Regions from separate parts of the Homo sapiens genome. Here regions 1, 2, 4, 5, 6 and 7 are each linked to region 3. A link is a loop called in an ENCODE intact Hi-C map of the cell type or tissue named here. Cell type or tissue: mammary epithelial cell. All regions are shown on one strand.

Evidence for each region. Peaks named below come from ENCODE experiments on the same cell type or tissue, not always from the same donor. Only the 100,000 strongest peaks of a DNase experiment are listed, where the experiment ranks them.
Region 1: it touches region 3 in a loop (3-fold over the local background); 6 of 110 quality-filtered maps call a loop at or near these places.
Region 2: it touches region 3 in a loop (12-fold over the local background); 23 of 110 quality-filtered maps call a loop at or near these places.
Region 4: it touches region 3 in a loop (10-fold over the local background); 51 of 110 quality-filtered maps call a loop at or near these places.
Region 5: it touches region 3 in a loop (6-fold over the local background); 9 of 110 quality-filtered maps call a loop at or near these places.
Region 6: it touches region 3 in a loop (24-fold over the local background); 23 of 110 quality-filtered maps call a loop at or near these places.
Region 7: it touches region 3 in a loop (17-fold over the local background); 8 of 110 quality-filtered maps call a loop at or near these places.

What each region holds. Positions count from the first base shown.
Region 1 is chr7:113,112,342-113,116,341 of GRCh38, reverse strand. The region is part of intron 2 of LOC107986837; the gene reads right to left. Among named protein-coding and RNA genes, the nearest start is that of SMIM30, 4.2 kb to the left of the region's middle. In mammary epithelial cell, a CTCF peak has its summit at 2,210 (motif pointing right); no DNase peak of the experiment used is centred here.
Region 2 is chr7:113,696,889-113,700,888 of GRCh38, reverse strand. No RefSeq gene overlaps it. Among named protein-coding and RNA genes, the nearest start is that of PPP1R3A, 220 kb to the left of the region's middle. In mammary epithelial cell, a CTCF peak has its summit at 2,093 (motif pointing right); no DNase peak of the experiment used is centred here.
Region 3 is chr7:113,013,489-113,017,488 of GRCh38, reverse strand. No RefSeq gene overlaps it. Among named protein-coding and RNA genes, the nearest start is that of HRAT17, 20 kb to the right of the region's middle. In mammary epithelial cell, a CTCF peak has its summit at 2,273 (motif pointing left); a DNase peak (open chromatin) is centred at 3,548; H3K27ac peaks cover 787 bases.
Region 4 is chr7:113,419,695-113,423,694 of GRCh38, reverse strand. No RefSeq gene overlaps it. Among named protein-coding and RNA genes, the nearest start is that of SMIM30, 300 kb to the right of the region's middle. RefSeq lists an enhancer at 1,556-2,078. In mammary epithelial cell, a CTCF peak has its summit at 1,777 (motif pointing right); a DNase peak (open chromatin) is centred at 1,774.
Region 5 is chr7:113,157,981-113,161,980 of GRCh38, reverse strand. No RefSeq gene overlaps it. Among named protein-coding and RNA genes, the nearest start is that of SMIM30, 41 kb to the right of the region's middle. In mammary epithelial cell, a CTCF peak has its summit at 2,039 (motif pointing left); no DNase peak of the experiment used is centred here.
Region 6 is chr7:113,287,491-113,291,490 of GRCh38, reverse strand. No RefSeq gene overlaps it. Among named protein-coding and RNA genes, the nearest start is that of SMIM30, 170 kb to the right of the region's middle. In mammary epithelial cell, a CTCF peak has its summit at 2,143; a DNase peak (open chromatin) is centred at 2,130.
Region 7 is chr7:112,548,789-112,552,788 of GRCh38, reverse strand. No RefSeq gene overlaps it. Among named protein-coding and RNA genes, the nearest start is that of LINC03076, 67 kb to the left of the region's middle. In mammary epithelial cell, a CTCF peak has its summit at 2,149 (motif pointing left); a DNase peak (open chromatin) is centred at 2,128.

The DNA.
Region 1 (4,000 bases), 99 kb before region 3:
ACAAATTTAAGAAGACTGCCAACTTGCTTGAGCCCAAGAATCATTCCAGGCACTTGATAAGACTTTTTGATTCCCTGGTCTTTCTCCTGGTTGTATAGCTGTGAGATGGGGCCTGGAACTCCATGTCTAACAAGGGTCCTCAGTGATTCATTTGATTCTCAAGTTGTAGCCAGCATAAAGTAGTCTAAGGAAATCAAACTTTAGGGTCACACTGGAGGTAAGTAGTGAAATTTTTTCCTAAAATGCATTTTCCAATCTGTAGCTCTCCAGATGACATTGGGAGCCTCATTTTTTATCCAAAAACAGGCACTAGCAACCTAAAGTCCTGTTTATGGTGTAATTCTAGAGTGAGCTGACTTGGCTTGCATGAAAGTTTTGGTTAAAGTGTACAAGGAGTGAAGAAGCATCACAGAATAAAGACATGGAAACTGAATGCACTTGTTTTTGTCACAGCTGTTTCGATTTTTTGCTAGAGGAAGCACTAACAGTCTTTATTCAAATTAATTGGCAGTTAAACATTTCATAATTAATATAGCTTGATTGTACCTGCATTTTTTTGTGTGTTTTAAAGAAGGAAAAAGGAATGATGCAAGTTATAGAACAATTGTCATCTCTTATACTCCAGCCCATTGGGTGCTGATGTAGAAAGGCTGCTGCGGCTTCCTTGCATGTCAACTTTTCCATTGGGATGGGAGAAATCAAACCTAAAGTACATTTTAAATCACAGTGCAGTAGTCACTTAGTCACCTCCAGGTACTGTTTTTAAAATGTTCAAAATAAGACTATAGGCAAACATTCTTTGGTCAACGTGTATTTCCAAAAGTGCCTAGAAAGAATTAGAAAACTGCCATTTCCCTATTTTCCCCTTAAAAGTAGAGAATTGTCTTGAGGTGGCATGCAGGAATTTTGATGGATATGATGGGGGAACACCTCCTCTAAAAATAGCCTCATTTCTCATCTATTTAGGTTGGATTATATGGCTTTGCCTGAAAAGAACAGAACCCTTATGGTGGCTCTTAACATTTTTAGGCCACCAGTTCCTTTGAGAATCTGATGAAAGCTATCATCTTTTTCTTTAGGAAAATTCCCATGCATGCTGACATTTTTAGATTAGTTTCAGAGCTGAAGCCCATCCAGGATCTTTCCAATTCTAAAATTCCTTGATTTTCTATGAGGGATAACACCTGCTGTGGAGCAGTTACAGCAAGAATGGCATTAGCAAATATTCTGATGCCCAGCACAATTTGTAGATATCTAGTAAATGCCTTGTGCATGTTAGCTCACTGAGTTGAGTTAAAAATAGTTGAGATCAAGTGAAGAATTTAAGGTCCTTGCAAATACTTATATTTCTGTTCTCTGTAGTTTTAATGTAACCAGCTTAGTTCTCTAATGCTAAAAATCAGTACATTTCCTGCATCATTTCTCTCTTAACTGCTTTCATAACTCTTCTTTGTCATTAATTTTTAGAAGTTTGTGATATATCTCGGCATGGATATATCTTTGGGTTTATCCTGTTTGGGGTTCACTCGGTATCTGAGACTTACAGTTTTATTCTTTTTTCCCAAATTCAGGAAATTTTCAGCCATTCTTTCTTTTTACAAAAATTTCGCTCCACTTTCATTCTCCTTTTCTTCTAGGACTCCAGGGACCCAATATTAGATATTTTTGTTATAGTCTGATGCATACCTAAGGCTCTATTTATTTTTTCAGTCCTTTTTTTCTCTTATTCAGATTGGGTAATTTCTAGTATTGTATGCTTAAGTTCACCGTTTCTGCTGTTGTATTTTTTGTTCAAAACTTTCCATTTTGTTCTTTGTGTCTTGTGTTTCTTTGTGGAGACCTGTTTTTTCATTTGTCTCAAGCATGTTTGTGATTGTCACTGAAGCACCTTTTCATGGCTGCTTAAATCCTTAATAATCCTAACATCTCTGTCACCTCGGTGTTTAGCATCTGTTGATTGTCTTCTCATTCAAGTTGAGATCTTCCCAGTTCTTAGTATGATGATGATTTTTCTATTGACATTTGGACATTCTGGGTATTATATTTAAAAGGCTGTGGCTCTTATTTAAATTTTGTATTTTAACATTCCTCTGACACCACTCCTTCGTAGAAAGGGAGGATGCCTCCTCCTTCCTGCCAGATGCAGGTGGAAGCCTCATGACTGCTCCTCCTATACCCTCCACTGACACTGGTGATAGGTTGCCTTGTTACCACCAGGTGGGAGTGGAGTCCAGGCTACCCACATGGTCTTCATGGGTACCAGCGTAGAAGAGGGAGGTTCTTACTATCAACTGGTGAGGATGAAAGTGCCAGCTCCCCACCCAGCCTTCTGTGATACCTCAGTGGGGAGCCTGGAACATCTACAGCCTGGTGAAAGTGGAGGTCTTGGCACTCCACTCAACCTTTGCTGATGGTGGAAGTGGGGCTACAATTCTAAAAGTTTTCTGTTTCACTAAGCTACACCTTTCCTATACCTTTAAATACTAGAGAGAATAGTCTTGTTTGGTTTCCCACCCCCCCACCCTTTTTTTTTTTCGGTCTAAGCCCGTTGGCCTTTCTGTGCTACCAACTTCTCCAGTTCTCAATCTGAAACAGGAAGAAAAAAAAAAAAAACCAGCTAACTCACCACTTTGTTGTTCCTTTGCTCTTGAGGTACCCAGCTGTTGTGCCTTCTTTCTGCCTTTCAGAATCCTATGTTTGTTTTATACATAATGTCCAGGGTTTTTAGCTATATTTAGTGGGAGGAAAAGGAAAAAAGATGTCTACTCCATCTTTCTAGAAGTATAAGTCTTGGTGCATATTTAAAGAGGGAATTTTCTGAGCTACTCCAGAGATGGAGAGATAAAACACCAGGAAAGTGATTACTTCAAGGTATTTTACTCACAGACTTTTGTCCCGTCATCTCCCACATCCACCTTCCCCTCTTCACCCATCCAGCATATTGTTTATTCCTACCTTAACCCAACAGTCTCAACTAGGGAGTGAGACTAACCATCAAGAAATGCAGGGACGTAGATGAAGTTTGAGAAAATGGGCTGTATTCATATTTTGTCTCAGCATTGAGACTGCAAGTGGGAGCTTCTTGAAAAACTGATGTGATACCAATTGTGCCAACTAGCCAGGTCCAGGAAATCTCAGAAGCTACACCTCACATGCACCTGTGTCCTGCTGGGCTTTCTAGCTCTGTACCAGCTTATCAAATGCCATTTCCAACCTTGGATATAGGAATGGTAATGCAGCTATATAGCCTGCAGCACATAATGAATGGAGGAGAATTTTCTGCATATGACCCATCTCCCAGCCAGCGACTCTCATAACAGTCTCTTCAGTGGTACTATAATAGAGGCTAAGGGTCCAAGCTGTGGAATTTAACAGACGTCTCTCCAAGAATTAAAATGTCATAATGGGCAAGTCACTTATTTTCTCTTAAATTGCTATCTCCTGTCTGTTAATTGGATGTAATAATAGTATTTCTCCACTCCACCTCCTAGGTAGATGAGAAATATCTAAGGTAGTGTATGTGGAAGGGTTGGCTTGCTGTATGTTATTATTTTTAGGAGTATTTAGAGATATTTCCTAAAGAGAAGGGGGAAGAAACTTTACAAGCATCAATTTTGAATTTTTAAAGAGGATATCTTAAAAGTTATATGAACAAATCCTATATCAAACTTTAATTTTAATTTTGACATTTTCCCAAGTCCTAACAGGCCCTTGAAGATGATACTCAGTCTTTGTTTTTTCTTATTATAGTCCTTCCCAACACACACAATTCTAGCTTACAAACTGATAAAGCTCAAAGACACCTGTGAAGAAAAGAAAATTCGACTACCCTAAAATTTTTTTAAATCTTCTGGTTTGTACCTCATGCTTTCGAAGGGGAAAAAAAGGAAAGAAAATAATTGATTATTTTTTAATGATTCTTAATACGTTAACCATGGGTTCCTTCCTAGGTAGCATAACAGAAGGTTAGCAGCAACTGCCCAGGTCATTTAAGGAGAGG
Region 2 (4,000 bases), 680 kb before region 3:
ATGAATAGAGATTTTAAGTCATACATATCAAAGCAGAGTGTTTTCTATTTTAGATAATCAAAGTAAACAGCACCATAATTTGCACAAATCTGACATTCAATAAACTAATAGTTATTAAATGAACGAATCCATTTATTCATTTAATAAATATTAAAAAGCAATACTTTAACACAATTCTGTAGATTTTAGGTTGTCAGTTTAGAAATTAACATGTATTTTTAATATCTGACTAACCCAGTAATAAAAGTACAATTATAAAAAAGTGAACTTCCCTCTTTTATTTTCTTGCCTCACTCCCTGATTTCTCTTAAATCTTACCTCCTGCATGCAATATCATTTGGAAAGTGATTCTCATGTTTTGATTTGTTTATATTACTTGGCTATTTGGACTGTGCCTATATTATAGCTGAAAAGCAAATTGAAAGTGATCTGGGCTGGGCTCAGTGGCTCACGCCTGTAATCCCAGCACTTTGGGAGGCCGAGGCTGGTGGATTGCTTGAGGCCAGCAGTTCAAGAGCAGCCTGAGCAACATGGTGAAACCCTGTTTCTACAAAAATTAGCCGGGCGTGGTAGCATGCAACTGTAGTTCCAGCTACTGGGAAGGCTGAAGTGGGAGGATTGCTTGAGTGCTTGAGCCCAGGAAAAAAAAAAAAAGAAGAAGAAAAGAAAAAGAAAGTGATTTGTTCACTTTTAGATCTTGACACCGGACAATGTAGAATAGGCTTAAAGTTATAAGAGCTGAAAACAGCTATAAGAGTAAGCAACACTTAACATTTTTGCTTCATCTTTTTTGGTCACTCATCCTGATTTGGACTGGCAACTTAAAAGTTTTACATGAAAATTTGCCTGTATGAGACTTTAGTTAGCAGTCTGAGGTCAGCATGTATATGCTTTTGTTTAGTGAAAAAAATCTAGATAAGAATAAGAAGGAAAATAGAAGAAATCCTAAAGATTCCTATGTTCTTTTGGTTAAATTAATCTACTTCTCAGCCCAAAGGTCATAGCCAAAGAAATCTTGGAGTGCCTGCCTAAAGCACGCATGCACACACACACACACAACCATTAAATAACTTCTGTGGTTACACCAAGTTCATACAGACCAATGTCAATTCTGTTACTGTCATTTTTCACAAATTGTATCTCATGAAGTTCACCCTGAGTTTGTTTCTGTGACAGTGACTTTTAAAAAACAATCACTTTCAAATTACAAGATGTATTTTAAAGTAATTGAGATCTGCTTAAAAGATATTTTTCTCCATCTTTCTTTCTTGGTTTCACTGATATTAACAGTCAAGTTCAATAGATTTGTTTTCCCTAAAAATAGTTTAATAGCTCATTTTTATAACCTAACCATTTGATGTGGTTTGGCTCTGTCCCCACCCAAATCTCGTCTCGAATTGTAATCCCCACATGTGGATGGAGGGACCTAGTGGGAGGTGATTGGATCCTGGGGGCGGTTTCCCCCATGCTGTTTTCGTGATAGTGAGGGAGGTTTCATGAGATATGATGACTTAAAAGTGGCAATTTCCCTTCATCTCTCTCTCTTTCTGTCTCGCTCTCCTGCTTCCCTGTGATAAGATGTGCCTTGCTTCCCCTTCATCTTATGCCATGACTGTAAGATTCTCAAGGCCTCCCCAGCCATGCAGAATTGTGAGTCAATTAAATCTTTTTATTTATAAGTTACCCAGTCTCAGGTATGTCTTTATAGCAGTGTGAAAACAGAGTAAAACACCGTACATATGTACATTTTTAAAGAACTAACCTTGACGGTGTATGAAAACTAATAGCAAGTGAATTTAAAAAATACCTATTCTTTAAATAGGAAATCCCATTTATATTCAAAATAAAAAGGAAAAACAGTATTAGGAAAGTAAATCTGATAGATTCAGAGTTCAAATTATTATTGTAAGATAGGGAAAAATTTAGACACTTAAAATGCATAATTATTTAAAGTTAAAATACTTCACATAAACCAACAACATTGCTCAATAATGCCAATTAAAATATTAAACATTCTTGAAGCACAGTTTTTGTGGAGGAGTGTAAGATTTTTCCTAAAATTACAATGCATGCGCTATGATGAGTTCTATCCTCCAGAGGGCAGTGCAGTACAAACTCAGAGGACATAGAACACAAAATCAACGTTAACTTATTTTATTCCAGTGGTAAGACAAAATAGCACAATTCCTAGGATCTGCTATAATGACAAAATTCCAGGCTGCAAGATAGAAAATACTGCTGATCGTGTAATTATTTTAACCATATATCAAGTCAATTTTTAAAATGGAGATTTAAAAAATGACTAAATTGATCCTGTTGGTTGGACATAGCGTCAGTAGATTTTATTTAAGACTGTAGTCGACAAAAATGGTTCTGTGACTCTGTAAGCCTTTGCTTCGGGTTGTATGAGCTACTTAAAAAAGAAGTAATCCTCTATTTTCTCCTACAGGATAGAAAGGTACAACTCGCTTTTATAAAGTTATTTTTTCCTGCGTATGGCTCTTCAAAAGTCGTTTCAAAACTGCAAGTAAAATCTACTTACAGCGAGTTATAATAGCAAATGTAATTTTTACACTCTTAAGGGTAGTTTTTGCAAAATTCCTAAAACTTTGGCGCTACTGTTGGGAAACCACTTAACTAATGCCAAGAGATGTTAAACCTCAAATTGGGCAGTCAAGGTAAGGACATTAATGAATCTTTAATGCCAGGCGAAAATACTAAAGTACTTGCCAGGTGGAAACCTGGGTCTTTCTTCTTTTTCTTTCTTTCTTTCTTTCTTTCTTTCTTTCTTTCTTTCCTTCTTTTTTTTTTTTTTTTTTTGATGGAGTCTCACTCTGTTGCCCAGGCTGGAGTGCAGTGGCCTGATCTTGGCTCACTGCAACCTCCGCCTCACAGGTTCAAGTGATTCTCCTGCCTCAGCCTCCCTAGTAGCTGGGATTACAGGTACGTGCCACCACGCCTGGCTAATTTTTTTTGTATTAGAAACCTGGGTCTTTCTAATGCCAAACTTTTAATGACTGCATTATATAATCTCTTAGTTTTGGAGTGAGTAATATTATGGTGTGATTTCTTAATTATTCTTAAGATGTGATCTCTAAGACTATGCTCTAACAAATTTTGGTTAGTCCAGTCACATGAACTTTGATGAGGATAGATTTGTATGTACCTAAAGCTTAGAGCCACTAGGTATACACATAGTGGTTAGGAGTATCTCTCTGGAGCCACATGAATGGACTTTAACCCTAGCTCCACCACTTTTAGCTATATGACATTGAGCAAGTGTCTTAACGTCTTGGGACCTTAATTTCCTTATGTGAAAAATAAGGTTAAAAATAGTAAACTCATGTGATCATTACAAATGTAGTATCACATGGATAATACGTAAAGAAATAGTGTCCTGCAGACAGAGGAGTGTCTCCATAAATGTTAGTTATGGGTATTGTTTAAACACACACACACAGTCATGAAAATATATATAAAAGCAAAATTCCCAAATGTCTTAGTTTATTCTATTCATTGTATTTTTTAAATATCAAATCAAATAGCTAATTTACAAAAGAGTCAGACTGTTTTTGATACTTGATTGTGACCATTTTTAAGCCCCCCCAGTCTCTTCCGCTTTTGCCCAACATCTGGGAAAACCAGTAAGGAAACTTGGATATGGCAAGTTCAACCCACACAGAGGAATCCTCTTCCTATCTTTACACCGTAACTACAATAAAAACAGAGCTAGCACCCTCCATGCTCTCTTGAGTCATTTTCATATCTTCTTTTGAGCCTGCCCTGCTCTCCCCAGAAAGCTCCATTATGTACATAATAAATTTATTCACACCATCTTGGTGTATGTATCATGCATGGTATAATCAGTTTCCACATCCAAACCAAATTTTGGACAGGTGTTGGTCCCATCCTCTGCAGAGCAACCACAGACCAATCTTGAGGTCTGTCTTGTAGATGCATTTCTCCAAACTCATGTATACATTTGCTACCTATGAAACAG
Region 3 (4,000 bases):
CCCGGGTGCTAAGCCCCTCATTGCCCGGGGCCGATAGGGCCTGCCGGCTGCTCCGAGTGCGGAGCCCGCCAAGCCCACGCCCACCCGGAACTCCAGCTGGCCCGCAAACGCCGCGCGTGCAGCCCTGGTTCCCGCTGGCGCCTCTCCCTCCACACGTCCCTGCAAGCTGAGGGAGCCGGCTCCGGCCTTGGCCAGCTCAGAAAGGGGCTCCCACAGTGCAGCGGTGGGCTGAAGGGCTCCTCAAGTGCCGCCAAAGTGGGAGCCCAGGCAGAGGAGGCGCCGAGAACGAGCGAGGGCTGTGAGGACTGCCAGCACGCTGTCACCTCTCAATCCCATCCTCAACAAATGTGTATGTAACCTTACTTTTTTTTGCAAACAGGGGAAGGAATATCTTGACATTATTCTTTGTATCTAAGGAAACGCAAATAATTGGTGTTTTTAGTTTGATGTGGCAATCTAATTGGAAGGGCTTCAACTAAATGTTTACAGTTATATTTTCTGTGGGTGCTTACTATTTTGTATCTTATACCTAATATACTGTAACAAAATTATCCATCAATGTCTACGGTCATTCTAAATAATCAGTGAAATCAATGGCATGCATGTAGGTCAATCAAAAAATCGACTGGGCCATCTACTCATAATTTGATTGCACTGTACTTGACTAGCTGTATCTGAAATAACCTACATGTTACAAAATAATCATATCAGCAATTCAGTACTTATTGGGCCAGCCAAAGTTAAAAAAAAGCAGGTTTATTTTATGTCACATTCAAGTTACTTGCTTGCAACTAGACTTTAAAATATAATTTTAAAACACTTTATTTAATAGAAGTATACTTTCCACTGTAATGAATACATCTTGTAAAAATTCAGACAATACAAAAGCACATAAAGTATCAAGTCATCTCATAATACTAACCTTGTTTCTAGTTTCCTAGGCAAATCTCACTTTAACCTTGTAAAGTTTGCTTTTTTAAAGCATCTTCTTTTAAAGTTCTTAAACAATTATATAATCTCAAAATTGTAAATGTAAAAATCAGTAAATTGTTATCTCTGGATGCAGCAATACTTGTCGAGAGGGGGAAAAAACAAATTCTCTCATTTAACAATAAGTAAATATTGTTTACTCTTGCCTCTCAAACACATGTGTTTATTATTTATAAATTCAATTATTGTATGTCTATTCGATATTACAAAAAGTTATTCTTTTTAAGCATTCTTTTCCATGATCATTCATTTAAATTTTTAAATTAAATAATACATTTTAAAAAATTTACCCATAAGAAAATAACTGCTGTAATAAAATATAGAAAGTACATGTTCCAACTCTCTTAAGTTGCTGGACTTACTTTCAAGAGATTATCAGTGGTTCTCAAACTTAAAGTGTGAATTAGAATCACTTGTCAAAACACAGACTGCTGGGCTCCACCTCTGATCTTTCTGAATTAGTAGGTCTGGACTGAGACTCACGAATTCGTATTTTGAATAAGTTCCCAGGTAATCATGGTGGGTCTGATCCAGTGATCACATTTTGAAAACCACTATATAAAAGCATAAATATCACTTCAGAACTCATTTTCTAACTGTTACTGAATCTCGATTTTAATGGACAATTTAGTGCTATGTATATAGAAGTTTTCTGTAAATGCTATTAACTAATCAGTTCTAAAACTAGGTATAAAGCAAACTGGAGTACAAACCTACCAGCTACTAAATAATTCACATTTTCCCCTAGTATGCCAATTGAGAAAATCTTGGCCTGGGTTTCAGAGAGCACAGGTGCATAAAATAGCCTTTGTTATTTTATTTTATTTACTGACAATAACAATTTCAGTCATCCTGATACAGGCAATATAACAGTAAAATAAAATATGCTTAATGAAACATGAATGAACTTGTTGATTCCAGGATTTTTAAAGCAATGTTTTGATAATAGTAGATTGTTATTTTTAAAACAAATGAAATCACAGCTTGATTTTTTAGTTTCATCATAACATTAAGCTCATTTGCCAAAATCTGGAATGTGTATATTAGGTTGTTTCTTTCACCCTGTGTTACTAATTTAAGCAACATGTTTCTTCTGTTTTTCACCCAACACTACGATCAATGTAATCAATTAATTAATTAAAGGAGATGTTTAAGTTCTTTCCCATAGTCGCACCAGTTCTACCAGATTCTGAATGCTACTTAAAATATCAATGAAACTGGAAGAAAATAGTTAATAATTATTCTTTTCCTTTGACAATATGTTATGGTATTCATATGACTCCCTCTGGTGGCAAATGTAGCATGGAATGTTAATCTTTTTCAAGGAATATGCATGTGTACATTTCCTTTCATATAAAGCCAGTGATTCTTTCCTTCCTGTTGTCTTCTCTATATTAATGCTCTCAATATCTGATGTGACCATTGGAAGCTGTCAAAAATGCCCAATTCAGTCAGTATGGAGGTAGACTAAATTTCTGTCAAAAATCATCCTGGAAAATTGTGTCAAATAGTTTATGCATCCTTTTAACAATGAAACCAATACTAAAACAATTAATTAAAGAAAATGACTTCCCAAAATCAAACCTCAAACCCTCTAACTATAGTTAATGACTTCTCAAAATCAAATCTCAAACCCTCTAACTATAGTTAATGACTTCCCAAAATCAAATCTCAAACCCTCTAACTATAGTTAATTCATAGTCACATATAAACTTAGTCTAAGAAAACCTAAGTGTCTGCATCAAAAAATATCCTCAGAGTTTCAGACAAATAAAAGTCAATCAGAGATAAATTTGAATTTTACCTCTGCCACCTGGTGAATGGGTAACCTAAGTCAGATTATCTAACTTTTGTGAGATATGATTTTCATATCCATAAAATTGGATAATGCCTACTTTATGAACTTATTATAATGATTAAACAAGACAATGTTTTTAAAGGCCCATCACTGTGTCTAACATTTAGTAAAACACTCACTATTATTATAGTTATTACTTTAATTAACAAATTGAAGCAAAGGGAATTAGAAAAAAGAGTTAGGAAATTGAGACCTTCCAAGCTCACCCCACCACCAGGCCAGCCCCCATGGACTCAGGGTTCAAGAACCACCCCTGTGCCATGTCAGCCTCCATATCTTCAGGGATCCAGGCTTCAGACAGCTCCTGTGGACACAAGCTTCAGGCCCACCCCATGGGCCCAGGGGACATGACTACCCCAGTGGACCCCAGAACCAGGTTAGCTGCTATGGACCCAGGAGCCAGACCTGCCCTAGTAAAAGGCTCCAAGCACACCCCAGTAGACAAGCTCCAGGCCTGACCCCACAGACCCAGGCACCAGGCCAGCTCCTGTGGACCCAAGCTCCAGGTCCATCCACCTGGATCAGCTGATCTGTATCAGATTAGCCTGCCCAAAACCCTAGCAGCATAAACCTGCTGCCCATGGACCCAACCCATAGACTCTGCCAGACAGTCTTTCCCAGAACCTCTGGATAAGATGACTAGTGAAGGGCTTTACCTGCCAAAGCCAGTCTACAAAGATTGAAATAGGTCTCTACTTGTTCAAATATGCAGTCACCAACATATGGCCAAAAGGATCATGAGTAATCAGGGAAACATGATGCCACCAAGGGAATAAATTAAAGCATCAGTAGCTGGCCCTAAAGAAATGTAGATCTGTGAACTGCCTAACAAAAAACTCAAAACTCAAAATAATTGTAAAGAAGCTCAGAAGGCTGCAAGAAAACAGTTCAAAGCTAAATGAAATCAGGAAAACAATACATGAACAATACATGAAATAAGTTCATCAGAGATAGAAGCCATAAAAAGAACAAAACAGAAATTCTGAAGCTGAAGAACACAGTGACTAAACTGACACATTCCATGGAGAGTTTCAACAGCAGGCTCGGTCAGACAAAAGAAAGAATCAGTGAACTTGAAGACTTGGCATTTGAAATTGCCCAGATTGAGGCAAAAAGAATGAAAGAAGAGAGAGGAAAGCCTACAAGATTTAT
Region 4 (4,000 bases), 410 kb before region 3:
TCAACTTTAATCAGTAGAATTTCTAGGATCATTGTAATGATAAAGATAAGGGAAGATTTTATTCCCAATGTTGTATAGAATCATATTTATAAGAACACAGAGAAGATTTTCCTCTAATGCCAGGACAAAGTAAGCATTTTTATCTGAAGCTACTGGCTTAGTTTTATCAAGGGCACATTATAAATCTTACAGTGATTTTCTTTCTCTGCTTAATGTTCACTGCTAGAAAACTTAGCCAAATGTATGGTCCAACATCAGCTTATGTATATATGTATATTATCCTTTTGATTTTATCTTTTCAAGTATTATTTTACATATGTTCAAATTTTCTCACCTTTCCTTTTTATATTTTATTTTATTTCCCCTTAAATCATCTCTTAAACAAGAATGAGTATACATAAATAAGTTCTGCATATAGAATTGTTTTCATTTACAATCTTTTAAAATTCCAATGGGGAAATGATAGGTACCAGTATAAATGTGACTGCTGATAATTTCTGTCCAAATAAAAGGATCAAATAAATAAATTTCTTAGGCATGACATCAGACCTAGGGAATCAGTAACCCTGAGAGAGGGGTCCAGCAAGCTGGGTTTCAACAAGACCTGTGGGTGTTGGGATGCACACTCCACATTACTCCATGGGAAAATAGGTATCACATGGGTCTCACTCACGCTCTCTTTTGCCCTAAAAACAATCTTGACTGTGCATGGGCAAGTTTTCAACCTTGATTGTGTACTGGAATCATCCAGGAAGATTTTTGTAATCATGACATGCCCCAGAGCAATTACAGGAGGAGTTGAGAACCAGTTATCAATATTTTTTTTAAAGCTCCCAGGTGTTCTGATAGGCAGTCAAAGTCGAGAGCAAATTCTCTGTCTCTAAAGACAGGTTCATAGGTCCAGTCATAAAATTAATGAATATTTTCGGCATCTCTGAGTAGTTCTTCAGGCTTAATCTTCCTCCAAGAAATCCAAACTGCTATGTAGCTGTGTCATTTTGAGAAATTAATAAGCTGCATTCCCATCTCACTGCAACATAAATACCATGCTAGTCAAAGATTTAAATGTTTAAAATATTGAGTCTATAAAAGTACTAGAAGAAAATATGTTGAAATTCTGCAAAATCTTTAGGTAAAAAAGGCCTCAGAATAAATAACTGTGGCATAAACCAGAAGCAGCAGCAGGAGGCCAGATAAATCCCACTATGTAAACATGGGTACAGAATGATAATGATATCAATTATGAGCAGGCAGATTATTTCCTATGTTCCCTTTGACTTCTCTACAGTATTAACTTAAGCATGAGAACTGAACCTAGTCTTCATTGATACAAAGTGAAGAGACACCTCATGTTAGTCAAAGATAATTATGTCAGGTTCTTGGCCTTTCTGTGGCCCAATTTAAATACCAAAAAATTATGGGAGATAACTCTGAGCCAGTTTTAGTCTATCTAAAAGGAAATAAAAATTTTCTCAAAGGTAGGAGAAGGAGGTTTGGGGATCTAAGAGTGACAGGAGACTTGTACCCCATCCTTGTCTGGAACACCAGGAGGGAAGGTCCTTCACAGGAGTTGCGACTGGCATCACAGCATCATGGGACCAGTGAAGATGAAGTAGGAGAGCTGAGGCAATCCCACCAATTTCCTGTAGCTCCAGAGAGCAACGGAGGAGAAGATGAAATTACCCTGAAAAGTACACAGCTGTAAGTTCTGAGAGAGACCTATGGGACCTGAAGAGATCTCATTGGTTGTAACAAGAGCATACACCAGCAGATGGCAGCAGATGGTTGTAACAATAGGAAACCAGCAGGTGGCTGCCACGGGGTTGGGGAACACAGCCATTTTAGTGAGGCCAATCATCGGTGGGTGTAATGGCCAGCTCAGCAGATGCAAACAGGAGCAGAACCCAGCTGAGGGACCAATCATATTCCCCCAACACCATGACCCTCAGAGAACACCCAGAATTTACAGTATCCCCAGGGAGAAATAGAGGTAGAGGAGTAGAGGAAATCCTGAGTTGACCTTGTTTAAACTTGAAATGGATGGAATTACACTGGAGTGAATGCAGTTCACCTGTTATCACGTGAAACAGAGGAAGGGCTGGAGGAATGCCAAGAATATGAACAAAATTGAAGTACTCAGAAATGAAGGAAAATGTTATTTTTAATTTTTTATATACCTGAATATAGCCTGAGAAAATGATACCTTAGAAACTCTGCAAAGCAAAAAAATTATAAATTGTCAAAAGACAAACTTAGAAAGTGAGAGCAAATATTGGCAAAACAAGGGGCTAATTTTCTTTTTCTTTTTCTTTATTTGACAGAGTCTTACTCTGTCGCGCCCAGGCTGGAGTGCAGTGGCATGATCTCAGCTCACTGCAGCCTCCGCTTCCCAGGTTCAATGATTCTCCTGCTTCAGCCTCCCGAGTAGCTGGGATCACAGGCATGTGCCACCATGCCTGGCTAAAATTTGTATTTTTAAAAGAGATGGGGTTTCACCATGTTGACCAGGCTGGTCTTGAAATCCTGACCTCAAGTGATCCGTCCAACTGGGCCTCCCAAAGTGCTAGGATTACATGCGTAAGCCACCATGCCCGGCTAATTTTCTTGATATACAAAAAACTTTCAGTACCTTTTAAAAAGTTTACTTTTTATTAAACAAGGAGAACTATACAATAAGTACTGTGCAGTTCACCCACCTGGAATATACCCTCATTTCTGGAATTTTACACTGGAATAAAGAGAGCAAATAAAATAAAGTGGTCAAAAATTCAATCTGTGTAAAAAAAAAAACATACCTAATTGACACTTTTATTACTGAGAAAACATTTGGCTGAAAGATCTGAATTTACAATATATTAGTTAAATCTTAGCATATCATCCTTTCTTTTTCCAAATTGCAGCGTCATAGAATTGACATGCTAGCTGTCCTTTCCTTCTTTGCCTAGATCACGAGAAACTGTGCATGCAAATCATTCACTGGTTCCAAGAGTTTCCCCTCTAATAAGTCAGACTACAAAGAAACCCATTCTACCCACCTTTCCCTCCTCTTTCTCCCATTAATAATCAATATTAGCCAACCCCATTTAATTTTAAAGAATCGCCTTTGAATTATTTTTCAGGAATAGACAAAACTAACGGTAAGAGGTCAACATCCTCAAAGCCACTGTTACGTATTCCAGGCTTTAGTACATTATTCCTAATGGTGTCCCAGAAGTCTAGATATTTTCAACTTAGGATGATTAATAAACATTAACAAATTTTTTAGCCTAGTGTGGTGGGGTGTGCCTGCAGTCCCAGCTACACAAGAGGCTGAGGCAGGAAGATGGCTTGAGCTCAGGAGTTAAGGGATGTAATATGCTATAATCCCACCTGTGAATACCCACTGTGAAATAAAGAAAAAGTAAAGAAATTAAAAATTTTAAATTCGTTATTACATATTTGCACCCATTCTTCAAACTATCAAATATTACTGTGAATGTATCATAATTTATCCAGTTATCCATCATTTAACTGAAATGTGTTTTTTCCTCATTAATGTACTTATTAAAAAGGGGTAAACTTTTTTTAGATATATTAATATATGTTATCTACATTTTTTCTATTTTTACCTTATTTTAACTTTGCTATACAACTATACCCCTTTGTCATAGATTTAAGATAGTTCGACTTTTGCCCTGCATCCCTTACACCCTCAGTATATTCAAAGACTTTGCCCCTGCAATTATCTCTTCTCTCATTTGTATCATTAATTTTTCCTTCTCTATTCTATCATTCCCATCCTCACAAAATAACTACTGTAATAACTCCTTTCTTTAAAAAAGAAAGATTAAAACTCTCTCCACAATTCCACTTTATTGCTTCTAATTACACAACCACTCAAAATAATTGTCTTTGTTCATTTTCCACATTTTCATCTCCCTCCCATTCTCTTTTGAATCCACTCACACTACTGCTTTCAGTCTACTCTGGTTAAGGCCACCCATCATCTCCATATTATCAA
Region 5 (4,000 bases), 140 kb before region 3:
AGAGTAAGTAACTGGACCAAACAAGTAGTAAATGGTAGAGCTGGGAACCAAGTCCACTCAGTCAGGCCCTTGAGCCCATCATCTTAACTTCTACACCCCATGGCTTCTAGGACTTGTGGCCCAGGAGAGCAGCCTCAGTTGTAAATAGATATTTGTGAGTTCTTAATTAATAAACTTTTTAATCCAAAATATATTTATCGAGCACCTGCTATGTGCTCACAATGCATCGGATGGTAATAAAGGTTTTGATGAAAACAAACACAGTGTAAGGAAAGTAGGAGTGCCTGGAGTTGGAGTGAGTGCTGTGTAATACAGCGTAGCCAGGGATGGTCCCTCTGAGGAGGTGATATTTGAGCACAAAGATGAAAGAAGTGAACATGCAAGCTGTGCACATATCTGATGAGTGAAAGTGTCACAAACAGAAAGAACAGTAAATTCAAAGGCCCTGTGGCAGAGGCATGCTTAGCATGTTTAAATATCAGCGAGGTAGCTAGGGTGGCTGGAGTAGCATAAGCTAGGGAAAATATTAGGCTGAAGAGATACTAAGTAATCAGATACTATTTAAACCATCTAACTAGATGAGATCACCTATGGAGAGTGTTTAGAAAAGAAAACCTAGCCCTGAAGCATTTTTTATTTAGAAGTCAGATAAAAAAGAAGAAACTGCAAAGATAGAAGGAAAGCTCTGCAAACAGGAGAAAAAGCGGAAGAGTGTGATGTCAGAAAAGCTAATAGCAGAGAGTATTTTAAGGAAGTGATAAATTGTTCAATGCTTCTGACAAGTCCAACAAAATGCGGATAGAGTCAGGTCCATTAGATTTGGCAACATAGAAGCTGTTGGTGATCTTGACAAAAGTAGGTCCACTGGAATGGTAGAATGAGGATGGGCTTTATTATCAAACTAAAGCCTAAATTCTTGTTTTACCATTCATAATTTCATGCACCTTTCGTAGGTTCCGTAAGGTGAACCTACTTTTGTCATCTGTAAAGTAAGGTAAAAACATTCCTCTTGGCCAGGCACAGTGGCTCATGCCTGTAATCGTAACACTTTGGGACGCCAAGACAGGCCAAGGTGCTGGAGCTCAGGAGTTCAAGACCAGCCTGGGCAACACAGTAAGACCCCCATCTCTACAAAGATTTAAAAAATTAACTGGGCATGTTGGAACATACCTTTGGTCTCATCTGCTCAGGAGGCTGAGGTGGGAGGATTACTGGACCCTGGGAGGTCATGGCTGCAATAAGCCTTGATTACACCACTGCACTCTAAACTGGGCAACAGAGTGAGACCCTGTCACACACACACACACACACACACACACAAAATCCTCTTACAGAATTGTGATGATTAGTGATAATGTATATAAAGCATCAAGCCACTCTCTGATCCTGGCCTTTTTTTACCAGCCTTAGTAACTGAGCTTCTGCTTGTTTCCAAGGCCCAATTCTCATCTTGTGTTCTGTTAGAAATTGCAGGGATGCTTTTAAAGAGTGGAAATATGATGACATAGAATTAAGGACTCAGAAACACCTGAATATCATCATTGGCCAGAATTCTCTCCAGGCTATGTCCTTTAGGAAAAGAGAGTAAAGCATCTTATGAGATGAAGCTCCTAAGGTGCTCAGAGGCCACACACCTCAAATGGAGATGAAAAGGAGCAGGGCAGAGACATTCCCCCTGTGCCTCCCATGGCTGATTGGGGCAGCGGTGGAAGAGGGGAACTAGAATAGGGTTAGGTCCAGGACCATGGAAGGATAAAAGCCTCTGAAGAGAGAAAAAATGGCTATAGCTACTTTAAAGGAGCCCACGTCTTATCATTCTGGAAGGAAGAAACAAGGTAATTCATGCCCATCTGTGTTCTTTTAAAAAAAAAATTTTTTTTGAAAGTTCTACCTTCTTGCACTATGATGGAAAGAGGGCCTTCGAATTGTATCTATCCCTGACAACATTCCTTCTTACGGTGAAACCTGTACCTGGGTATGGGAGTGGGGAGTGCAGGGGGATGTGGAGGGTGCAAGAATAGAAAAGAGCCTTGGGCTCCCCCTAGAGGTCTGTATGCTCCAGTTTGCTTAACCAGATTTCTGCCTTGTTCTATGACTAAATAGCTACTTTAATAATATTCTTAGAACTAGAAACCTGCTACACACTTTCCATTCTTTCCCCTTTCCACCATACCCGCATTTAAGTTTCCCCCAAAATCCAGCTCTGAAGCCATGCCTTGCATACTTGAAGATTTACTGGCAAACTCCTTAGATACCAACTGCCTGCCTGCCTTGACATCTGAGATTATTGATGCTGAATTCTCTCTTATTGCATATTCTCACTAATTACTGTTTTGAAGCCTCCAGAGAGGACTGTTTGCCTACGTATTGACAGAGATTCTAGATATCAATTCAGCCTCCTATGCTGGATTTCTTCCCAGCACCTGCTCCAATCTAATTTCAGATTTCTAAAATTCAATCTAATTTCAGATTTTTGTTCTTTCCATACAGCACTGTCCTGTTGCAGTGAACGTGCAAAAACTGGCGATGTCCTAAGCTGAATCTGTGTTTATTCTTGCAATTGGCTTGAAAATGTTGTTTGCCATTAATGAAAAATGTAAAGCAATGATTACTTTAGACTGGGAGACCCTGGATAGCAGGGTTAAGCCTTAATTATCTTTAATCTCTAGGATCTAGCCCACCACCTGGCATATAGTAGATGCTCAGTAGATGTTTTCAAAGGAACAGAATAAATTAATTCACTTTCAGGCATTTATGAGCTAAGCTCAATATCACGGGGATAATAGCATAGTTGTGTCTAGCTGACTTTACTTTTGAAGCGGTTAATGTGAATCCAACAATTTTTCCAAATTTTCAACAATTAAACTAGCTTACTATAGGCTTTTTCTAGTGCCCTTTCTAAAAAAATTAAAAAGAGAAGCCAGTCTATAAATTTGAGGTTCAAGGATAGTCACTAACATCCTTTGAGGACTTGAGGACATGTCGTGAGTCATGAGGTGAAAGGAACTGAAAGTGAACCCTGGAATAACAAAACTGCCCACTTTTTAAGGAAAATGGGGCTTTCTCTAGTGTGGTAATGCCTTCACGACATTCCTTAGGCAATTGAATGATCATTTCTCAAGGATTTCTCAAGAGGAAGAAAATAGGTCAATAAGAGAGCTCTGTCCATTTGGTAAGAAGTTACCTCAAATTCCATGTGAATGTTTGCACTTAAAATATAATGATTTTTAAATGACAATTCTAAATATTAATGTGAGATGCTGGTAAAAAAGTAGTCAGTTATACTTAGATAATTTACAAAGTTATGTCACAAATATCTTCATTAAAACTGGCAAAAACAGCAAAAATGCATCTACCTAAGAATTACTATAGGCCTAAAATACCATATTTGTTGCATGAGTATGATATCAGCCACTGATGTTCAAAAATAATTAAAAGAACGAGTTGCTATTTTTTTAACAAAAGTCCATTGATTTGCCTGGTTTTCTTTTTATTCAACAAATTTCACAACTACTTTGCTAGTCACTAATAATACAAAAAGGAGAAGGGACTGCCCCTAACCTAAAGAGTTCTCATTCCAGTTAAGTAAAAAATTATACCTTGTGATTATTATCTCATATTTTACTAAATTAGTTAAGCTGACCAGCTAATTGGTGTTAAATAGACACAATCAACTTGTGTCTATTTAAAATTTGTTGTGCAACATATGGGTTATCTATATTGTGTATTTCTCCTCCTTCTTAGCCCTGCTGCTCAGTTTTGTTATTTTACTACTTAGTAACATACTCATGAGACAATGGACTCAGAAAACCGTAACAAGTGAAATTATTCTTCAACTGACGTATTACGAAAAAAGACTTGCATGCTTAACTGATAAATATAAATGTGTAAGATGCTTTTGGATTACTATAAGAAAAGGTAAAAAGAAATGTGAAGGAAAGATATAAACCAACAACTCACAAAAGAAAAAAGGTTCACCTCATTACTAGTAAAATAGATG
Region 6 (4,000 bases), 270 kb before region 3:
AATGCTGGTCAGCACCCAAAGTCGAGAGGATGCTGATGTGGCAAGGGGCTGGTATGTCAGCATCGCCCTGAGCACACACACACCCAGCTGGGGTGTGACAGCGCCCAAGCTCGCCCACAGGTTTGCTCTGAAATAAGAGTGGACCCTGGGAGCAGGGAGAGGCCAGGCAGCGGGACCAGACACTTTCAAGCCTGCAGGGGCAAGGGACTTCCTGGGCCCCTGAGAGCACAGTGATGCCTGGTCCACAGCCGTGGCTGGGCAGCTGCAGATTTGCCTGTAAGGGTGGAGCTTCTGCCCCTCCAAATTGGAAGGGGGCAGGTGGGGATCCCACCGGCTCTGTGGAGTGCAGCCCTGGCTGCACCTCCCCTACTGCAGCCGGTATCATGGTAGCAGTCACTTCAGACAGGGCGCCGCTGCCATCAATATTATATTTTTGATCTGAGTAGTGATTACACACCTGTGTTCTCTTTATAAAAATCTTTGTAAAATTTAAGTGCTCTGGAAACTGAAGATGTTTAATTTTTTCTATTATTTTTTCAACAAAAATTTAATAAAAATGATAGCAATTAAATGCTAAATAAGAATGCATGGAAGATAGAAGAATATTTAAAGTTATAATATTCTAATGTGTTTTTGTTATCCTAAATGGGAATAGATTGATCAGTTTTCGATATTGTTAAGTATGCATATTAAAATTTAAGGATAACACCACCACCAAAAGAATAAGAATGGAATGTAAAACTTCCAAGTCTGGACTATAAAATATGGATAAGAGGAAAGTCCCATATGTACAATAGAAGAAAGAGAGCAGATGATAGTACAATAGCCTGTAAGTGAACAGAGGCAATGATTTGAGCCAGGGTAAGGTGGAAACTCTCAAAGCTACAATCTCAAAATGAAATGATAAACTGGAAAAATATCTACCTACTGGCAAAAGTAAAGAGCAGGAAATCTATTTGGTCTCCTTGTGAATTTTGGGCCCAGGGTGGGTGTGGAAGAGGCCTCCCTTGAGTATTTTAGCAATAGATATGTTAGTGGTAATTAATTTCTTTTCTTTTTTTTTTTTTTTTTTTGAGATGGAGTCTTGCTCTGTCACCCAGGCTGGAGTGCAATGGCATGATCTCGGCTCACTGAAACCTCAGTTTCCTGGGTTCAAGCAATTCTCCTGCCTCAGCCTCCCAAGGAGCTGGGATTACAGGCATGTGCCACCACACCTGGCTAATTTTTGTATTTTTAGTAGAGACAGGGTTTTGTCATGTTGGCCATTCTGGTCTCCAACTCCTGACCTCAGGTGATCTGCCCACCTCAGCCTCCCAAAGTGCTGGGATTGCAGGCATGAGTCACTGCACCAGACCGTGGTAATTAATTTCAAGGGTCACAGACTTTAGGTGCCCCAGGGAACCTTACTGAAGCAAATGTAAATACATTTTAGAGGAATTATCTCAAGTTAGATAATTGCATCAGACATACTTAAATAGGTACTTACATTCCAAAATTACAAGACACATGAGGAAATTTGGCACCATAAGGAAGTGGCAGCAGAGAAAACATACTATCAAATCTCAAAGAATTCAGATATTAAAATTGTTAGAGACAAAATGTTAAATATGTTTAAAAGTATTTTAAAATGTAATGGATGAAGTTCAAAACATAAAGAGCAGGAGGCTTTTTAAAAGATGTCTGGCAGATTTGAAAGAAGAATAAATGGAATTTCCAGAAAAATATAATTGTTGATGTTAAATATTTAACCAGTTCAAACAAACACAATAAAAACAGCTGAAAAGAAAATTAGTGAATGAAATAATGGGATACAGTGAACCAAAAAGATGGAAAAAAGTAAGCAAAAAGAACTAAATACAATGCGCTTCAAAGAAGAAATTACTGGAAATAAACTCTCTTGGGATTTTATGCTACTTAAATAAGTTTGATGATGTTAAGGAGGGCTAGAACGAGGAGGACTCCCACCAAAATACTATACAAGCTAATAAGTTAGCCTTCCATAGTCCTATGGAAGGTAATAGAAGAATGCAAGACTCCTGGTCACAGAGAAGAAGTTTAAGGCAGCACAAACAATAGAAGTATTGTCATCATAGTTGTATTGGTTTCACTGAACCCAAAATTGCACAGAGCAACAAGGAGAGCTAGGTGGAGCTGCACACACAGGAGTATGCTGCATAAGGGAAGCTTGAGCTTAGAGAATCCATTGATTTTAGAGCAAGCTTGCCCAACCTGCAGCCCGTGGGCCACATGCAGCCCAGGACAGCTTTGAATGTGGCCCAACACAATTTTGTAAACTTTCTTAAAACATTATAAGGTTTTTCTGCGATTTTTTTTTAGCTCATCAGCTATAGTTAGCATTAGTGCATTTTATGTGTGGCCCAAAACAGTTCTTCTTCCAATGGGGCCCAGGGAAGCCAAAAGATTTGACATCCCTGAGCAAAAAGCAAGACTGTTCTTTGTCCAAAGGGATACCTGGTGTATGTTTTACCTCACATTTCAAAATTGCCTTGAGCATTAACAATTCTAAGAAGTGGCTTAAGGAAAGAACAGCCAAAGTATATTAGACCATTTTCACACTAGTATAAAGAATTTCCCAGAGACTGGGTGATTTATAAAGGAAAGAGGTTTAATTGACTCACAGTACCACACGGCTGGGGAAGCCTCAGGAAACTTACAATCATGACAGAAGGCAAAGCAGGTACATCTTACATGGTGGCAGGCAAGAGAAAGAGCATGTGTAAGCACAGGAAAAACTACCACTTATAAAACCATCAGGTCCAGTGAGAGTTCACTCACTCTCATGAGAACAGCATGGGGGAAACTGCCTCCATATTCCAAACACTTACCTCCCTCAACATGTGGGGATTACAGGTCCCTCCCTCGACACATGGGGATTACAATTCAAGATGAGACTTGAGAGAAGAGAAAGAGCCAAACCGTATCAGAAGGTCTTACAGTTTTGGACCATTGAGCAAGATACACAAGAGGTCCAGAGAGGCAGATTCTCCATATGTCATTCTAACATGAAAAGAATTTGCCAGAAAATAAGGCACCATTCCTCTAATACAGCAATCATAATGAATCTTGGGAGTTCTGTTTCCATTTAGTCTTTTACCTACCTGTCAAATCTTAAATTTCCTGTTAGATCAAGGTATTTTGTTTTGCATTGTTTAATCACTTTTTTTGGCATTTTTCGTTTATAATATTGTTTAAATAAACTTTTCATTTAAGAACTGTTTCAGATTTTCAGAAAAATTGTTGAAATAATACAAGGAGTTGTATCATTTTTGTATCTTTGTATTTTTGTATTTTTTATTTGTATTATGGTTCCTATATCCAGTTTTCCCTATTATTAATATCCTACGTTAGTATGGCATACATTTTATAATTAATAAACCAATATTGATTTATTCCATACTTTATTCAGTGTTTTGGTTTTAACCCAATGTCCTTTTCCTTTCTAGGATCCTATCCAGTATACCACCTTACATTTACTCATTGTGTTCTCTTAGACTCCTCTTGGCTGTGACATATCTATTAGATTAGTTAAAATAAAGGAAAAGAAAATATTTAAATTTATTTTAACTTATTCCTTGTCCAGTGTTTTTCCTTTCTTTACATAGATTTGACTTTCTGACCTATATCATTTTATTTGTCCCTGAAAACGTTCTTTAAACATTATATGCAAGGCAGGACAGCTAGCAAAAAAATTCTCTCAATTTTGTTTGCCTGAGAAACTATTTCCTTCACTTTTGAAGGATAATTTCACTGCATATATAACTCAAGGTTGGTGGTATTTTTTCAACATTTCAAATATATTACTTCAGTTTCTTCTTGCTTACAAGGTGTTGTGAGTTGAAGGTGTTGTGAGGTGAATTATTTATACCTGCTAAAAAGATACATTGAACCTCCAGTACCTGAGAATGTGACCTTATTTGGAAATAATGTTTGTGGATATAATCAAGATTAAGATATGTCATAATGACATATGTCCTTATAA
Region 7 (4,000 bases), 460 kb after region 3:
CCTCCTGAGTAGCTGGGACTACAGGCATGAACCACCATGCCCAGCTAATTTTTTCTATTTTAGTAGAGATGAGGTTTTACCATGTTGTCCAGGCTGGTCTCAAACTTTTTTTTTTTTTGTCCTCTTTAGATTTATTTAATCTCAAGAATTTCTTATTTATTTATTTATTTATTTATTTATTTTTTATTGATCATTCTTGGGTGTTTCTCGCAGAGGGGGATTTGGCAGGGTCATAGGACAATAGTGGAGGGAAGGTCAGCAGATAAACAAGTGAACAAAGGTCTCTGGTTTTCCTAGGCAGAGGACCCTGCGGCCTTCCGCAGTGTTTGTGTCCCTGGGTACTTGAGATTAGGGAGTGGTGATGACTCTTAACGAGCATGCTGCCTTCAAGCATCTGTTTAACAAAGCACATCTTGCACCGCCCTTAATCCATTTAACCCTGAGTGGACACAGCACATGTTTCAGAGAGCACAGGGTTGGGGGTAAGGTCACAGATCAACAGGATCCCAAGGCAGAAGAATTTTTCTTAGTACAGAACAAAATGAAAAGTCTCCCATGTCTACTTCTTTCTACACAGACACGGCAACCATCCGATTTCTCAATCTTTTCCCCACCTTTCCCCCGTTTCTATTCCACAAAACCGCCATTGTCATCATGGCCCGTTCTCAATGAGCTGTTGGGCACACCTCCCAGACGGGGTGGTGGCCTGGCAGAGGGGCTCCTCACTTCCCAGTAGGGGCGGCCGGGCAGAGGCGCCCCTCACCTCCCGGACGGGGCGGCTGGCCGGGCAGGGGGCTGACCCCCCCACCTCCCTCCCGGACGGGGCGGCTGGCCGGGCGGGGGGCTGACCCCCCCACCTCCCTCCCGGACGGGGCGGCTGGCCGGGCGGGGGGCTGACCCCCCCACCTCCCTCCCGGACAGGGTGGCTGCCGGGCGGAGGGGCTCCTCACTTCCCAGACGGGGTGGCTGCCGGGCGGAGGGGCTCCTCACTTCTCAGACGGGGCGGTTGCCAGGCAGAGGGTCTCCTCACTTCTCAGACAGGGTGGCCGGGCAGAGACGCTCCTCACCTCCCAGACGGGGTCGAGGCCGGGCAGAGGCGCTCCTCACATCCCAGACGGGGCGGAGGGGCAGAGGCAGTCCCCACATCTCAGACGATGGGCGGCCGGGCAGAGACGCTCCTCACTTCCTAGATGTGATGGCGGCCGGGAAGAGGCGCTCCTCACTTCCTAGATGGGATGGCGGCCGGGCAGAGACGCTCCTCACTTTCCAGACTGGGCAGCCAGGCAGAGGGGCTCCTCACATCCCAGACAATGGGCGGCCAGGCAGAGATGCTCCTCACTTCCCAGACGGGGTGGCGGCCGGGCAGAAGCTGCAATCTCGGCATTTTGGGAGGCCAAGGCAGGCGGCTGGGAGGTGGAGGTTGTAGCGAGCCGAGATCACGCCACTGCATTCCAGCCTGGGCACCATTGAGCACTGAGTGAACGAGACTCCGTCTGCAATCCCGGCACCTCGGGAGGCCGAGGCTGGCGGATCACTAGCGGTTAGGAGCTGGAGACCGACCCGGCCAACACAGCGAAACCCCGTCTCCACCAAAAATATACGAAAACCAGTCAGGCCTGGCGGCGCGTGCCTGCAATCGCAGGCACTGGGCAGGAGTGAGGAGAATCAGGCAGGGAGGCTGCAGTGAGCCGAGATGGCAGCAGTACAGTCCAGCTTCCGCTCAGCATCAGAGGGAGACCAATTGTGCAGTTTCAGTGATGAAAATTACTAAAACCCTAGATGAGACTGTTTAATCAAAGAATAATAGCACTTTGCTAAATTCTTATTGAAGTTTAATTTACATACAAAATTCTCTCATTCTAAGCAAACAATTTGATAGGTTTTGACAAATGTATACAGCCATGTACCCCATCAACACAATAGATATAGAGCAGAGGTTAATAGAACTTTTGGTAATGATGGAAATATTCTGTATCTGGCTTGTCCAATGTGGTAGCCGTGAACTACATTGGCTATAGAACACTTGAAATGTGGCTTGGGGAATTAGGGTGCTGAATTGTTAACTATCTCATTTTAACAGCACATAGCATTTTCTTCACTCCCAAAAGTTCCTGTTGCTATCATCTTGCAGTGTTACTCTAGTGCCCTCTACTGACAAAGCCTAGCATTCCACTAGCTGGCAAATAAATATTTATAGGATGCAACCTCACTATTACAAAGCAGGGACTAGAAGGGTAGATTTCAATCGATGACTGGTCCAATAGGTGTGCTTAATTTTGATGAATTTCAGTTTATCCATTTTCTTTGTCCTTTTTGTCTTACCTTAGAAATCTTTGACTAAATAGTTTCTCTTAGATTTTCTTTTAGAAGTTTCGTAGTTTAGCTCTTACATTTAGACCTATCATTCAACTTGTGTTAACATTTTTATATGGTGGCCAGGTATGGTGGTTCATGCCTGTCATCCCAGCATTTTGGGAAGCAAGGTGAGAGGATCACTTGTGGCCAGGAGTTCAGGGCCAGCCTGGGCAACATAGGGAGACCCCATCTCTACAAAAAATACAAAAGTTAGCCAGGCATGGTGGCATACCCCTGTGGTCCTAGTTACTCAGGAGGTTGAAGCGGGAGGATCACTTGAGCCCAAGAGTTCAAGGCTGCAGTGAGCTTGATTGTGCTACTGCACTCCAGCCTGGGTGACAGAGTGAGACCCTATCTCTAAAAAAAAAAAAAAAAAAAAAAAAATTACATGGCGTGAGGTAATGATATTTTTACATATGGATATCTAATAGCTTCAGCATTTGCTGAAACACATTTGTCAACAATCACTTGACCGTTTACATACCGGTCTATTTCTGAACTCTCTGGTTTATATGTCTATCCTTACACCAATGAAACTATTTGGATTATAGCAACTTTATAGTAAATCTTGAAATCAGTTACTGTGAGTCTAACTTTATTCTTTTTCAAAATTATTTTGGCTCTTCTGGGTAGTGTGCACTTCAATATAAATTTTAGAATCAGCTTGTTAATTTCCATTAAGGAAAATGCCTCCTGGGATATGCGAGATTTTATTAAATCTATAAATGAGGTTAACTGACATTTTAATTCTATTGCATCTTCCAATTCATAAATTCAGTATATCTTTCCATTTATTGTAATTTTATAAAATGTATCTAAGCAATGTTTTGTAGTTTTCCTCAGTTGTTATTCTGGGGATTAGACAAACTCACAATTCTTACCCCTTCTGGTTCAGAGATTAAACTTTTGTCTGTCTTTCAGCTGCTTTTCAATACTTTCTAATATCTTTAAATAGTTTTTTAATTATTTAACAAGTTTTTATAATTATCTGCTTGGAATTTGTGGGATCACTTCACTCCTCCAAAAGCAAACTCCTTAAATATGTTGATAATAATCAAGTCTAAAGCAAAGATTAGAGCTCTTCTTGGCTCTAAATTCTATCAACTTTCTAGTCACATCTGGTGCTTGCATTATGATATCTTCATTTTAGTCAGCTAAAGCCTGAAATAGGAAGAACAAAATAGACAAAGCAAGCTCGTTTTCTATCAAGCTTCTTATATTTGTGAATTACACAGATTAGAACAGATTTACCAATCAGAAAACCCAAAGATGTGGTCATTCTCTCAAAATATTATATTATAAAGCACGTAAAAATCCTCATGGAAAGTGAAGTAGTGAGGAGAGTACAAGTACATATTTCACAATATTATCCAATGTGTTTTATTTCTCATTTCCAGTAATTCCTCCTACCATGCAACTATTTTCCCCAATTTCTTCGTTCAGAAAGCAGCAAGAGCAAGGGGGTCTCATATTCACTGCCATGTTCAGGTTTTGTTGTTACAGCAGAAATGAAGTTGGAAAGAAATTAGTTAATACTAAGTATTTGAAGTACAAATTAGACTTGAATATTCTGACAAAAACAATATCCTTATTTAACTTAATTATTCAATTTTATTTTTAAAATATTTGACTAGTTGATACATGT